2 separate regions of the Homo sapiens genome follow, and region 1 is linked to region 2. The links are chromatin contacts, found by Hi-C in ENCODE. All regions are on one chromosome and are shown on one strand. Each heading gives the region's core, a stretch centred on a gene start or an enhancer-like site at or near the end of the contact. The rest is flanking DNA. Distances are from core to core; before and after follow the strand shown. Region 1 holds the start of STK25 (serine/threonine kinase 25). Region 2 holds the start of CAPN10-DT (CAPN10 divergent transcript).

Region 1 (4,337 bases), core at 932-3,431, 920 kb after region 2:
CAGTTACAGGGCACCTCGGAGCTCCAATTTCTCATCCTGTGACCCAAAGGAGTTATTTCTGCAGTTCTTAAAAATAAACTGGTGGCCGAGCGCGGTGGCTCATGCCTGTAATCCCAGCACGTTGGGAGGCCAGGGCAAGCAGATCACCTGAGGTCAGGAGTTTGAGACCAGCCTGACCAACATGGTGAAACTCCGTCTCTACTAAAAATACAAAATTAGCTGGGCATGGTGGCGCATGCCTGTAATCCAAGCTACTTGGGAGGCCAAGACAGGAGAATCGCTTGTACTTGGGAGGCAGAGGGTGCAGTGAGCTGAGATTGCACCATTGCACTCCAACCTGGGCAACAAAAGCGAAACTCCGTCTCAAAAAAATAAAAATAAAGTAAAATAAACTGGTGGCAGATTTTTCTCCCAGCACCTTAGTCATGTAAGTTACCAGATACAGAATGCCAAAAGCAAACCAAAAATCTGTTAGCTTAATTCAGCAACAGTCAGCAAGCCCCAGTCTCATCTGTGACCACGCAGGTCCAGGTTGCCTGGCCCAACAGCTGCACATGGTGTTCCGGGTCTCTAGGCTGGTCCGGTTTCCTCCAAAGCAGCCCTGACTCCAGTTCCTGCCCCTACGCGAACAGACGCCCTTCCTGTTCCACTGCAGGCCCAACTCTCCATTCAGCACATAGGAGTGAACAAGGAGGGCCACACATTTTAGCGGCGATTCCAACGCCTTAGGTAGAGCCAAGGCATCAAGGAGAATAAAACCGAACAGCTAAGATGTAAGAAAACCCAGCGGCCAGAGTCAAAAAAGTGGGGAGGGGTAGAGAATGCAAGTCCCCAGGCCCCAGGTTGGCTGACCCCACCCTCCTTCCCCGGCAAGCCCTTTGGCACCAGCAGCTGGTCCTCATTCCAGGCTAAGGGCTCGCCGTAGTGGCTCCCTCCGAGGCTGTCCCACCAGACGCTTAAAGGTGGCTCCATAGTGGAAACGACTTCTTTAAAGAAGAAAGATGAGTCTCATGTTCGGGCAACCGCCCGTCGCAGGGGTTAAACGGTCCTGACAGAGCAGCCTTTTCACCCTCCCCTGGGCCAAAGCACACACGTGTTCTCTGCTTTCCCTGCACACCGGCCACTCAGATCTGCTTCTCCACAATCTCAGCCCCTCAGCGCCCGCCAGGGTCTCCCCTACAGCCCCTGCCCAGCCCAACACGGCCAGAATGACCCGCGGCCCAGGCCGAGGCCGCAGGGTGGCCCCCGACCTTCCACTGCCTTCGGATGCTGACATGAGGTTCCCGCCCCGCGCTGGGGGCAGCGCCCCGTCCCTGCGCCGGTGTCTCTTCACGCACCTCCACCGCCCTCGCACAGGCGGAGCCACCAGGGGCTCGGTTTCTAGAGGCCTGCGAGCTTCTGCCACGCAAAACGCCACAGGCACACGGCAGAGCCCCGGGGCCGCCCTGCGCCCACCTCAGGACGGCTCCGCTGGTCGCACGACGCGCGCTCCTTCCCTCACCCCACTGCCCGCTCCGGCGTGGCGCTCCCCTCTGAACCCCCAGGAGACTCTGGAGCCCCTCGGTGAGAGGCCGCTAGTCTTCCTGACCTGCACCCTTCTCACCTGGTTGGCAAATCCCCGGAGGTGAGCCATGGCCGCGCCGCCTCAGACCCTCCGCCAGCAGCCCCAGGAGGCGTCTGGATCCCGCGGAGAGGCGCGGAGCCGGCTAGCTCGCCCCTGCGGCGTCAGTCCACTGCGAGGGACACCAGGGGCGCTCGGTGCCCAGTTCAGTCATCTGAGACCGACCTCCGGGGCGGCGGGCTCCATGGGTGGGGGGGGGCCCAGGAGACCCCCCAGGCCGCCGGGGCCCCGCCACGCCCGGGCCTAACGCCCAGGCTCCCGGGGGCTCGCCGCCCCTCCCGTCGCCGCCCCCACCTCTTCCAAGGCAGCTTCCTCCCGGTGCCCCCGCCCCGGTGTCCCCGCCACCGAGCCCCGCCCCGGGCCCCTCCCTCTGCCCCCTCCCCAATCGCCGCAAGCGCCCCGCCCGGCAGCGCGCCCACCTCCGCGGGGCTCCATCCCGGCCTCCCCCGGCCCGCTCTGCAGCGCCCGCGAAGGCTCCCACCCGCAGCCTCTGTTCGCCCGGGGACCCCGGGCCTCCCAGCCCGCGAAGCAACGGTGGTGGCGGCAGCGACCGGAGAAAGCCCGGAGGCGACGGCGAGGGCGGTGCTCGGCGTCGCGGCCCGCGCACGGCTCTCTGGGACCCCGAGTCCCACCGCCCACTCCGGGCCCGGAAGCCTGCTGGCGTTGGACTACAAGTCCCGGCAGGCTGCGCGAGAGGGGGCCGGGGCTCGCATGCGCGCCGCGAGGCTCTCTGGGACCCCTAGTCCTGCTCCCGAAAGGTTTGGACTGCGTCTCCCGGCAGGCCGCGCGCCTGGGCGGGCGGGGCACGTGGTCGTTGTCGCGTCGCGCCCTCCCTGCCTCGCCCTCGCGGGTCTTCTGCGTTTGCTGGCGCCTGCCAGGCGTCGTCTCCGACGTTACGGCGGCCGCGCGGCCCTCTCCCTTGGGCTCTGCCCTGCGCAGCCCTGGTTCGAGCGGGCCAGTGAGGCCCGGCGCCCTCCCCGCCTCGCCACGAGGATCCACCGCGGCCGCCCAGGCTTCTAGCCTTGTCGTCACGGCACGGAGATAAGCCCGCGCTGGCCACATCGCGAAGCCCCTGTTCGTACTGAGACCCCGCCCGGGATCACGCGCACAGGCCAGGGCGCACCAGGCCTTGGAGAAGCTACCGGCACAGCCCATTCCTTGGGCGAGTTGCTTCGCCTCTCCTGCCTCAGTTTCCTTACCTGTCAAGGGGTGGTCATAGGACGTCCTTGGTCACACCGTTGTGGGACCCACCTGGGCTAGAGCGCGGGACGCGCCCAGGACAGTGACTGCTGCTGGAAGCCGTCATGGCACTCCCCAGGGTCCGGGAGGGACTTGCAGATCCCAAGGCTACCTGGTGCGTCCCCGTGCCCCGTGGGCCGCCAGGTCATAGTGCCCCCTGTGTGCATTCCCCTAGTGCACCGCAGGGATCCCCACCTGTCCGGTGAGGAAGATTTGTCCCTCCTGCATACTGTGTCCACCCTTACAGGCCCTCACTCTCCATGATGGCTCAGCACAGGTGACTATCCTGACCTCCTCACATCCCTCCTTCTTCGAGAGGGTTCTGGCGTTTCTCTCTGCTCCCTGGTGCGTGTCTTCTCATGGTGCACTGCCGAGTCCTTTAAGAAGCTATGCTTCCCTGTCATGCGTCCAGGACAGCCCCTTGAACCCCTCCTGGGTCCGCATCTCTCATCACCCCTGCTTCTTTACGTACTGACTTGGCTTTGTTTGTGCTTTGACTCCCCAGGAGAAAGTGGGCTTCCTGCAAGCGGAGCTGTGCCCAGGACCATGCCAGCCCACGGCAGGCGCTCAGTAATGTTTGTTGAATGAATGTGTAAATGCATGAAGATAATATATGTATTTAATGCATGTAAATAGATGCCTGCTGCATCTCTGGCCTTCGTGTGGTCAGTAATCGCTGCACTTTTCCGAAGTGCCTAGAAGAGGCTGGGAGCAGTGGCTCACACCTGTAATCCCAGCACTTTGGGAGGCTGAGGCAGGCAGATCACTTGAGGTTGGGAGTTCGGGGCCAGCCTAGCCAACATGGTGAAACTTCATCTCTACTAAAAATACAAAAATTAGCCAGGCATGGTAGTGCGTGCCTGTAGTCCCAGCTACTAGGGAGGCTGAGTCAGGAGAATCGCTTGAACCTGGGAGTTGGAGGTTGCTGTGAGTCAAGATCATGCCACAGTACTCCAGCCTGGGAGACCGAGCAAGGCTCTGCCTCAAAAAACAAATTAATAAAAGTGCCTAGAAGAGTTTTTCAGCCTTTGCCTGCTTTTGGCCAATTGTTAACCCTTTGCTCCTGGCTGCTGTCTTGCTAAGCTGCCGTCCGGACGTGATCATCACCATGTCTTTTCCTGCATTGACCTTCCAGGCCCTTCATCCCGTTTCTCTTGTTTTCCATTTCTTTTTTGTTGTTGTATACTTCTGTTATTCTTCGGGGTTTTTGTTTGTTTGTGTGTTTGTTTTGAGACGGAGTCTCACTCTGTCTCCCAGGCTGGAGTGCAGTGGTGCGATCTTGGCTCACTGTAACCTCCGCTTCCCAGGTTCAAGCGATTCTCCTGCCTCAGCGTCCTGAGTAGCTGGGATTATAGGCGTGCGCCACCACCCCCGGCTAATTTTTGTATTTTGAGTAGAGACGGGGTTTCATCATGTTGGTCATGTTGGTCAGGCTAGTCTCAAACTCCTGACCTCGTGATCTGCCCACCTCTGCCTC
Region 2 (4,731 bases), core at 1,379-3,878:
AGGAGGCAGACAGGGTTGATTCCACAGGGCTCCTCCTCAACACCCATGAACCTGAGAAGTGGTCAGATGCGTTTCAGGCCACTGGCCAGCAGTGGGGTCATGGCGGGAACTAGTCCCACCTGAAGGACTCTCATCTCCCTACAATCCCCAAACGCTGAGGCATGGGGATGCTCTTCCCTCCTTGAAGTGAGGGCCCCGAGGCTCTCATACTTTAATTACAGTACTTCAGACCAAGAGCCTGCAGTTGAGGAGGCCAGGGTCATGAATCAGCTGCCCCCCAAACTCCTTATCTCACCAACCCAAGCTGCTTACAACCCCTCCAGATATCCCAGGAGCCGGGGGGAATGTCATTCTTCAGGGCTGAGGGAACATCTTTGCACCCTGGGGTAGCAGATGGGACCACAGGGCATGTGGAATGTCTTAGTCTGTTTCACACTGCTATACCTGAGGTTGGGTTTGTTTTATTTATTTATTTATTTATTTAGAGACGGAGTCTCGCTCTGTCGCCCAGGCTGGAGTGCAGTGGTGCGATCTGGGCTCACTGCAAGCTCCGCCTCCCGGGTTCACACCATTCTCCTGCCTCAATCAGCCTCCCGAGTGAGGGGCTGGGACTACAGGTGCCCGCCACCACACCTGGCTAATTTTTTTGTTTCTTTTTTTTTTTCAGTAGAGATGGGGTTTCACCGTGTTAGCCAAGATGGTCTCGATCTGACCTCGTGATCCGCCCGCCTCGGCCTCCCAAAGTGCTGGGATTACAGGCGTGAGCCACTGCGCCCAGCCAAGGTGGGGGAATTTATTTTTTTAAAAAAGCAAAACAGGTTTATTTGGCTCAAAATTCTGGTGGAAATTTCAAGATTGGGCAGCTGCACCTGGTGAGGGCCTCATGCTACTTCAACTCAAGGCAGCAAGTAGAAGGGGAGAGGCATGCACAAAGAGATTACGTGGCCATATGGCGAGAGAGGAAGCAAGAGACAACCGCAGGAAGGCTGACTCTCTAACCAGCTCTCATGGGAACTCACCCCTCCACAAAGGACACTAACCTATCCATGAGGGATCCACCCCTATTACCCAAACTCCTCCTACTAGGCACCACCTCCTAACACTGCCTCATTGAGGCTCAAATTTCAATACCATTTTGGGCAGGGGCAGACCACATGCAAATCACAGCATGGGGTAATAGTGGGGGCAGGTTGACACAGGGCTGCTGCCTACCCAGCACCAGCTGTCTCTTGGCCCCTTCCAGATCCTGGCAATCTGGCTACAGGCATGGGCCCAGCCTTGGACACAGATGTGGCCACAGGAAGCTGTTAGCTCTCCAGATCTGATCAGCCTGGGAGAGCGGCACAACAAAGGCTCCCAAAGGAGAGTCGGGATCCTCAGCTAGCCTCAGCTCTGCTACCCACCCATATGTGCCCAGAACAGGAAAGATACGTGTTTCTTACTCCTCCGGGACTCCTAGGTGAAGCTGAGACCAGGCTCTTCTTGAGTCCTCTCAGCTATGGTGCAACCACCAGCCTAGCAAGGAATCAGAAACATCTTCCGGAAGAGTCAGCACCATAGAGGGTGCTGAATGGGCAATGAAGCATCCCGGAGATGAAACATCTGGGCAGTGAGGCATCCCACAGGTGTTGGGCTATGCAGTCACTCCCTTTCTCAGACCGAGGCAAGTACATAAGCACTCTGGGCCCCTAATCAGGGGCCTGGGGCCAGGTGGGATGAAAACAGCAGTGTCCTGCCACCTGAACAACTGCTACTCACGCAGGCCCCACCTGGCCTCTCAGAGGGAGGAACCTGGGACTCCTGAACCAGATTCAGTTTCTCCTTCAACAGCCGGGACTTTTCGCTCCTGACTGCAGAAAAACAGCTTCAATGTGACCATCCTTGATAGTCCGAGGCTGAGTAAAATGGCCTGAGGAGGCAAAATCTGAAAAGCTCTATTAGGTGGCAAACTGCTGTCACTAGAAGAGTTGAGGCCCCCTTCTCCTCCCCTGCCTGACCGCCTTCATTCCTGGGAATGGAACAGGTTCTTGGGGCAAGGGTGAATCCTCGAGCAGGTCCCAGGATCACTATCCTCACCTCCCCGCGGCACTGAATGGCTATAGCTGTAAATGTGCGTCCACGGGGTCACTGTCCAGCCACCAGGACCAGGTGCCTGGCCATCTGGGGAATCGGAAAACGCTCAGCGGGATGCTCTGGCCACCTCCCCTGCCCCCAGTTAAGATGTAGAGCGTTCAACCTAAAATGCCTAGAAACAAAGCCCAGGCCCGGGAAGGTCGAACGAGTGCGACGCCGCTCCCTCAAGCTCTTCCCTCGGAGCCGTCTCATTTCCCAAAACTCCCAAACACATCACAGAGAGAGGTGTTGAGCCAGGTGGTCACTCCCTTTTCCAGAACCACAGCAAGAAGTTGAGCCTGCTGGGCTCCTAACGAAGGCCCTGGGGCCCGGTGGGATGAAAAGCCCTATTAGGTAGCAAACAGCTGTCACTAGAGGGGTTGAGGCCCCCTTCTCCCCTGCCTGACGACGACGGCGGCAGGAACTCGACCGGCGCCGGACAGCTCGCAACTTGCCTTACCAAGCGTAAATCTCGGTTCCTCCCAACTACCCGCGGCCACGGCCTCCGCAGCAGAGCGCCGGAAGCAGAGACGCGTTTCGGGAGGAAGGTGCATGCTGGGAGCGGCGGCGCATGCTGGGAGCTGTAGTCTGCGACGCAACTCGGCCGAGGTGGCTCCCTGGTCCCTGAAGCTCCCAGAGCCCGCGTGTTCAGGCGGTCCCGACACCCCGGCCCGAGCCTCACCGGCTGGAGGACTGAACGCCTGCCGGCCCTCCGGGTATGAGCGGAGGCCGGGATAGCCCTGGGCTCCGCCGCCCCCGGAAGGAAAAAATACAGTGCGGTCCGCCGCCCGACCACGAAAGAGCGGAGCTCGGGAGCCCCGCCCCCTGGGCCTCCGACGTCCGTGGCGCTTTCCGTCGCGCGAGTGCGATTGGGCCGCCTGTCACGTGACCCGAGACCCCACGCCCGGTTGGCTGCCGCCTGGTTACCAATGGGAGACTAGCGGGCCGGCGTACTGGCCTGGTCCAGCACCTGCGGGGCCCTCGGGCTTGGAGGGCTGGGCCGGGCGGGGAACGGGCGGGGCGGGCCGGAGGCGGCGGCGGCTGACTCGCCTTCTCTCCGGGGCTGCGACCCCGAGGCAACCGGCTGCAGATGGGAGCCCGCGGAGCCGAGGATGCGGGCGGGCCGGGGCGCGACGCCGGCGAGGGAGCTGTTCCGGGACGCCGCCTTCCCCGCCGCGGACTCCTCGCTCTTCTGCGACTTGTCTACGCCGCTGGCCCAGTTCCGCGAGGACATCACGTGGAGGCGGCCCCAGGTGGGGCCGTGTGGGGTGCGGTGGGCGCCGTTTCTGGTTTCTGAGATCTCCGCTCCTCGCAGGGAGCGGGGCGGGGTGGGCGGCCAGGGTAGCTCCGAACGCAGGGTCCGCCGTTGTTCTCCTCAGAAGTGGGCGCCCGGCCCCCTCTTTTCGTACCTCCTTCATACCCCCGCCCAGAACGAGCAGGACTCGGCGCTACCCTAAGGACGCTAAACTAGGTCGTGGCCTCCGCCTGCGAGAGCTCCAATCCAGGAGGCTCAGAGCGCTGCGAGAGGCGTTTTAACAGAGCCCCAAACCCCGCCCCACCTGTTTGCTTTCGCCCTGAAGAGCGTTTGTGTCTGCTCCTCCCGCAGAGAGGGCCGCTCGTGCCCCTCTGAAGTGGCTAGGCCGAGCCCACAAAGCAAAGCGTGATAGAATTTCAGTTTTGGATTTTGTGCACCTGCCTTTCCAGTTGTAACACCTAGAAATGGCACCTCCAAGGGATGCCCTGGCCGAGTGCTGTGTTCATATTTTTAGAAATGGTTTATCTGCTGAATAAGACTGCCCAGGGAGCAACCTTGCCCTAAGTGGATGCGGTCTTAGCGGAGACAACTGATGGCCGCCAGTCTTCGAACAGAGCTGGAACTTCTGGGCTCTCGTGACTGAGATGGCTTTGACAGGCCACCTGGTTTCCTTGGACAACACTGAAGGGCCTGGGAGGAGGCAAGGGTCAGACCATGTAGAGCCTTGTCATTGGAATTTGGGTTTTATTTTGTTAAAAGATTGATTTTAGGTGCAGCTGGAGGCCACTAGAGGGTTTTGGTAGAGGAGTGGTTCTCTTGGATGTGTGTTTTTACAAGCTCACTCTTGCTGCTGGGTGGGAAGTGGGTTGTCGGGGCAAGAATGCAAGGGTCCATTGTAGTGGTCCTGGAGAAAGATGAAGGGGCTCAGATTAGCTTGACGACTGTTAGGATGTGGGTTTGGAGTAGATTGGTTTGAGACGTACCTTGCAGGGGGGATCGAGAGGCCATAGTGACTGATTGAAATAGAGGGTGAGGATAGTGGAGGGATCAACATGCCTTCTGGGTTTCTGGCCTGAACAGGTGGGTGGATGGTGGTCCTGGGACAGAGCCTGGGGGTGACCTAGAGTTGGGCTTTGCTCTCACGTCTTCAGGTGGAGCTGTCCTGGAGGCAGGTGGATCTGTCCTGGAGGCAGGTGGATACGGAGCAGGGATAGGCTAGAGGCATTCTTCTGGGAGGCGGAGCATATTAGATGGTTTACAGTCCACAGCCTGGGAGAGTGTCTCGGGGGAGTATCAGTAAAGAAGAAGGGGGCCTTGGGGCTGAGCCTTGAGGAACCCTAACATTTCTTGGGGTCAGGCAGGTG

Evidence for each region. A loop is a pair of places that touch in the nucleus more often than their neighbours do. Pooled maps may share reads with other maps.
Region 1: a loop to region 2 is called in a map of B cell, with 33 times the contacts of the local background. The contact joins the promoter of STK25 here to the promoter of CAPN10-DT in region 2. A Hi-C loop is called at or near these places in 3 of 168 maps with a recorded cell type or tissue (B cell, CD4-positive, alpha-beta T cell and naive thymus-derived CD4-positive, alpha-beta T cell), 3 of 37 single-sample maps with no recorded cell type and 14 of 50 pooled maps.

What each region holds. Positions count from the first base shown.
Region 1 is chr2:241,506,403-241,510,739 of GRCh38, forward strand. STK25 (serine/threonine kinase 25) reads right to left here and starts at 2,182. Exons shown (of 12, transcript NM_001271977.2): 1 at 2,041-2,182; 2 at 1,604-1,733. The coding sequence starts at 1,633. LOC107985788 (a long non-coding RNA gene) reads left to right here and starts at 2,470. Exons shown (of 2, transcript XR_001739177.2): 1 at 2,470-2,695; 2 at 3,036-3,493. RefSeq lists an enhancer at 1,007-1,056 and silencers at 1,487-1,536, 1,817-2,586.
Region 2 is chr2:240,583,688-240,588,418 of GRCh38, forward strand. CAPN10-DT (CAPN10 divergent transcript) reads right to left here and starts at 2,629. Exons shown (of 1, transcript NR_103792.1): 1 at 1-2,629. CAPN10 (calpain 10) reads left to right here and starts at 3,047. Exons shown (of 12, transcript NM_023083.4): 1 at 3,047-3,365. The coding sequence starts at 3,225. RefSeq lists enhancers at 794-863, 1,234-1,603, 2,594-2,773, 2,825-3,119, 3,058-3,884 and a silencer at 3,084-3,313.